Regions from separate parts of the Homo sapiens genome. Here region 1 is linked to region 2. Evidence: read pairs that join two places in POLR2A ChIA-PET (ENCODE). Cell type or tissue: MCF 10A. All regions are shown on one strand. Links, peaks and the distances in the headings refer to the core of each region. The heading gives the core; the rest is flanking DNA. Region 1 overlaps FHOD3 (formin homology 2 domain containing 3). Region 2 overlaps FHOD3 (formin homology 2 domain containing 3).

Region 1 (2,922 bases), core at 321-2,820, 290 kb before region 2:
CTTGAGTCTTACCTATACCTGATTCAGATGAGACTCTGGATTTGGGACTTTGAGTCTGTACTGGAATTCATTAAGACTTTGGGGCTAATGGGATGGAATGGATATATCTTGCACATGAGGAGGACATGAATTTTGGGGACAGGGGGCAGAATGCTATGGTTTTAATATGCCCCCCAAAGTTCATGCGTTAGAAACATAATCCCCAAAGCAACAGTGTTGAAAGGAGGTAAATCGGATGAATGCCATTATCTCAGGAGTGGGTTACTTACTGAAGGAATAGGTTCCCAACAGAGCGTAAGTTTCACCCCCTTCTCCTCTCTTCCCCTACAACCCCCTTGCCCTCTACCATGGATGGCATGGCAAAAAGGTCCTCACAAGATGCCAGTACCTTGATACTTTGATATTGAACCTCCCAGCCTCCAAAACTGTGAGAAATCGATTTCTTTATAAATTACCCAGTCTGTGGTATTCAGTTACAGCAACACAAAATGGACTAAGACAATAATTTTAAAACAATAAAAGTAAATGTAAAAACAAAGGCAACTACTCAGCATGTACCATCCAGGTTAGTTATCCCCTAGCCCCACTGAACAACTCCTCTCCCCATGGCTTCCTGGGGTCCTGCTTTCCCTGAACACCCTAAGCCAGCCTCACGGTAACCCCTCTTGTTACTCATTGTACCTCCCACCCCAGTGTGCTTTCTCCTATTTTACAAGGCAATCAGTTTTAGAACAGTTACCAGGATAGGACTTAGTGTCATTGTTTTGTTTGTCATGGAAATGTCCATTTTTAAAAATTCCATGTTATTAGGGGCCTTTATTTTGTTGATATCAATACTTAGAAACCACCCAACTTGCAATATAATTTCCCAGATTTCACAGTCTGAATGTTTTCCAGACCCAGATTAACATTTTAATTTGTTATTTTGTTTGGTATCTCAGAGGAGTTTACTCATTGGGCAACATGCATTACTACAATACAACAAAACAAAACAAACCCGGCATGACTTGTTTAACGCATTTATGCCGGAGGTTGCAAATTTTTTTTTTTGTGTGTGAAAAATTATACCTTGGTGATGACCTTGAGAAGCAGGATATAAATAACTCACACAAGCTTAGCGTTCCAATAACGGAACACTAGGCATAAATGAGTTAAGGAAAGGATTACATTTGAATGAATGACCTCAAGGATCTTTCTGGATGTCTCCTTGGCCAGAACTAACAAAGGATGAGAAAGAACTGCCAGAAGAGAAAGAGTAAGTGAGGGATTCCTGGACATCAAATGCCACAGAATGCCAAACAGAGGGTGACAGGCACTGGGTCTCTGCCAGTGATTAGCAACAAAGTACCACATTGTGTGGGTACTGCTATGATCATAAGAATAGCTGGGAATGGCCTTATCAATAAAATAGGTAATGTTACAATGGGGAACACTGTGGCAGTGTGAAAATTCCATTTTTGCTGAATTCGGTGTTTTCCAAAACAATGGCAGTGACTAAAAAGGACAGGAAATAGATGACTTTAATCCTTAGAAACCAACAGAAAATTGCTTCAAATCAAATGGTAAAATGAGCTCACAAAAAGATTTGAAAATAAAAGCAGAATTCTTAGGATTATGTTTCAGAAAAGTTGTGCCCATTTCCCACCAGGGTTATAGGAGTTTCCTGGGTGTTCATCAAGAAATGATACTTCATTAAAAGGCAATCATTGCCAATGTGACCTGGGAAACATGTCTTGTTGTTTTCATATGTATTTCTTTTGTTCTTAGTTGGTTTAATGTCTTTCATTTTTCTACTGAATTCATAATATATTTAGGATAACATCATTTTCTACCTTTCTTTTTGTAAACAATTTCCTAGTTTGTCATTTGCATTTAGTTATAATTTGTGATTTTCATTTTGTAAATAAGATCTTTTAAAATTTTATGCAGTAAAATAGTTAAATCTCTTCCTCTGGAACCTGTTTCACTGGTTTTATTTTTAAAATAAACGTTACCAACCACAGACTAATTAGTCTTCATCTCTCTCTCTCTTTTTTTTCTTCCTACAGTTTGCTATGTTCCATTAAATGCTTTAAGCTCCTTGGGGCTTACTGTGGTGTATGGTTAAAGTATGTTTTTGTTTACTTCCATTTAACAACACCTCTCCAATCAGTACCTAACCCGTCCCCACCAATGTTAACTAACTGTACAGTGAGTTGTTCTATACACTGAGGTCTGTTTCAGAGCTCCTCTGCACCAATCATCTGTCTGCTGAGGAAGGGGCCACACTACATTGTTGTAATCCTCAGAGTCTGCACATTTTACTCTCTAGTAGGAGAAGGTGCTCTTCATAATTATACTGCTTTCTACAAACTTATCCCCACTTCATCAGGGAAAATGTTTCTCCAGCTGTATTTCAGGAATGGACTCTGGATCTTTCTGAAGCCCTAACCATCACTGCAGATGGTCCTGCAGGCTCACACCCAGCATGAGCGTGTAAGGAGAGTACAAGGAAGGCCCATGGGGTGGCTGGCGAGGTGCCTGTGCTCTAAGGCATGTCGATCCAAATGGAGAAACTCCAGACCTGAGACTGGGCCTGTTCTGGGTCAGCATGGGCCCCCTTGTTTCAGAGCAGCACCTCTGAGGAAGAGCACCAAGGACCAAGACTGCCCTACAAGGTGGTGATCAGGGAGGGACGCAACAGGAGGAATGACAGCAAGAGGTGTGGTCACCATCACGTGAGACAAGTGGGACCTACCCCCAGGATTCCTTATCTCAGCCCAAGAGTCCAACTTCAATATGCAGTGGAACACGTGCACCTCGTGTCTTCCTGACATGTGAACAATTTTCTTAGAGTAAAACTTCATAATTTATATTCCCTCAAGGAAAAATGATTTTAAAAAATAATTTTGGCCAGGCACAGTGGCTCACGCCTGTAATCCC
Region 2 (2,922 bases), core at 322-2,821:
CTCATCATCACTGGTCATTAGAAAAATGCAAATCAAAACCACAATGCAAATCATAACTCATGCCGGTTAGAATGGCAATCATTAAAAAGTCAGGAAACAACAGATGCTAGAGAGGATGTGGAGAAATAGGAACACTTTTACTCTGTTGGTGGGAGTGTAAATTAGTTCAACCATTGTGGAAGACAGTGTGGCAATTCCTCAAGGATCTAGAACCAGAAATACCATTTGACCCAGTGATCCCATTACTGGGTATATACCCAAAGGATTATAAATCATGCTACTATAAAGACACATGCACATGTATGTTTATTGTGGCACTATTCACAATAGCAAAGACTTGGAACCAACCCAAATGTCCATCAATAATAGACTAGATAAAGAAAATGTGGCACATATACACAATGGAATACTATGCAGCCATAAAAAAGGATGAGTTCATGTCCTTTGCAGGGACATGGATGAAGCTGGAAACCATCATTCTCAGCAAACTATCACAAGGACAGAAAACCAAACACTGCATGTTCTCACTCATAAGTGGGAGCTGAACAATGAGTACACATGGACACAGGGAGGGGAACATCACACACTGGGGCCTGTCAGGGGGTGGGGGGGCTGTGGGAGGGATAGCATTAGGAGAAATACCTAATGTAAATGATGAGTTGATGGGTGCAGCAAACCAACATGGCACATGTATACCTATGTAACAAACCTGCACATTGTGCACATGTACCCCAGAACTTAAAGTATAATATAAAGAAAAAAAAAATGAAGCCCACCCCTAAAAGGAACAGAGCTGCAGAACAGCAGGCGCTGGGGTGGGCTCTTACAGTTTGCCTTATCGGGTCCATCCTCAAGTTACAGATTACTCTGAGCCCTAAATAAACTGATCGGAAACTACTAAAACATTAATAACACCAAAGGCCCTTCAATCAATAATGACCAATCAAAATGACCAAGATATATTTTGGAATATATATAGACAGCTCAAAAGGACAAGAGGTGACCTCGCTATCCATCTGAAGGATTTTAAACCCCAGTGACTCATGCAGTAGAATTTGGGCAATGCCCTTTTTGCTGGTGAACAAATGCTGGTGAAATGTGGTAGACCCTCTAGAGGAGCTCCAGTTTTCTCCCCTACACACCCCAGGAGGCAGAAGCAAAGTACCATCCTGGGCATGCATGGGGCTAAACTTCTCCTTGTCCCCTCACAGATTTCCCCTGCTTTGGCAACCTGACAAATACTGCCTAGAATAATGAAATTTAAACTGTTTAGACTTTGCAGAACTACATATGTTAATTTAATGGAGCTGGTACGTTCTGCTTTAGGGACCAGGTGGGTCAAGGAACTTTTTTTTTTTTTTAATGAGAGCAATGGCTCTCCGAGAAAGTGGGGGAAGAAAAGAGGCTTAAAGATACCAGAGACCTGAGACACAAAGAAATCTCAGGCCCGGGGCCACCCCTCCTTCTCCCCTCCCACTCCCCGAGGATTAGCTCTGCTCTTACTCATGGCTGTCTCAGCCACAGAACGGTGCGTGCAGTGGCAGCAGCGGGCAGAGAGCTGCCACTTCAGGGCCTAGCAAATCACAGCACTCATGAGGGCGCACCAAGCAGGAGTCACAGACACCAATCAGGTAACCAAAATTACATTTTCAAAAGTCGGGTCTGTGAGCAGACATAATGGGGTGTCTGCTTGAGTACTCGGCACTGCTGGGGTTCACTAGGACATCGCAGATCTGGGGTCCTCTCCCCCAGCCTGGTGCAAGGCAGGCTGCCAGAGGAATTCACATGGTGGGCATGTGAGCACACAGGTTCTGGGCTTTGATCTAAGTGCTCCCTCATTGCTGCTGTGAGGCCAGGCCTTTCACCAAAGCACTGTTCACAAACTCTAATGTTACAAGCAATATTCAAAATCTCAAGATGTTCCAGAGCCCCCCAGGACCCCTTAACCCCCACATGCCCTCTGCAGGAGCCCCCCAGTTTCATCCAAAAGGGAACCTGATAAAAACTTCTGTACACTGGGTGGAATAAGAGAATCAAGAGTCTCGGGGTGAGGGTGTCATATCAGAGGGGAAAGACTTTGGTCACAGGGAGCAAATCTGGGATCCAGAGCTCTTGGGTGGCCAAGGAGGCAGGCTGAGGCCAGGAAAGGCCTGGAAATGAAGAGAGACTGAGGTCAATGCCCTAAACATCTCCATGTAAACTAGTTTCTAATGAAACTCACTAAACATAAGCCAGTCACAATTTCCTGCAAAAGCACAGTCCCCACATTATGCACAGGTATCTTTCAAAAGTTCAATATGAATCGACTATGTGGAACTCTGAGTGCATTTTTCATAGAAATAAAGTGATGCCTATTAGGAGAGTAGGCTGAGACCAGGCCAGCCTGACACCATCATGGCCTATCAGTTCCTGGAGACGAGGCCCATGCTTTATTCTTTTCTGATTTCCAAGTGCTCTGCAGAGAACTTGACTTAGAATCAGAACTCACAGAGTTCTGCTCTGTGAGTCAGTGAAAGACTTCCTCGGACGTCAAGCATGATTGCACATTTAACTTCCTTGTGTGTTCCTCAGGAATGCAAGTGCTAACATCCTCGATTTTTAAAGGCACTTGGAGAACCACATAGATCTCCCCCACTTAGGCCTTGACCTAATGTACTCTAATATTCTAAGGAAAGTCAGGATCCCTAGACAAGGAGGCAGAATAGAAACAGAGCTGAAAGATAGACTCTGGTTTTTCATTTGAGGCAGGTCCCCAGGCTGCACGCATTGAAAGTATAAGATGCCCTGATGAGGGGGCTCCTTGGAGGGCCATCTGGAGGCCTTGGCAACTTTAGGACCCTTACTTGCCCTCAGCAAAGAGAAGATAAAACTCATTCAAAAACCAAACATCTAATACTCTAGCCCCTGAACTTCTTAAATATC

Evidence for each region. Peaks named below come from ENCODE experiments on the same cell type or tissue, not always from the same donor. Only the 100,000 strongest peaks of a DNase experiment are listed, where the experiment ranks them.
Region 1: POLR2A ChIA-PET joins it to region 2 with 5 read pairs; 3 of 35 experiments call an interaction of 5 or more read pairs at or near these places.

Annotation. Positions count from the first base shown.
Region 1 is chr18:36,603,772-36,606,693 of GRCh38, reverse strand. All of the region lies in intron 8 of FHOD3 (formin homology 2 domain containing 3), which reads right to left. Among named protein-coding and RNA genes, the nearest start is that of TPGS2, 220 kb to the left of the region's middle. In MCF 10A, for the core only: no CTCF peak of the experiment used is centred there; no DNase peak of the experiment used is centred there.
Region 2 is chr18:36,314,564-36,317,485 of GRCh38, reverse strand. The region is part of intron 1 of FHOD3 (formin homology 2 domain containing 3); the gene reads right to left. Among named protein-coding and RNA genes, the nearest start is that of FHOD3, 18 kb to the right of the region's middle. In MCF 10A, for the core only: no CTCF peak of the experiment used is centred there; DNase peaks (open chromatin) are centred at 1,495 and 2,535.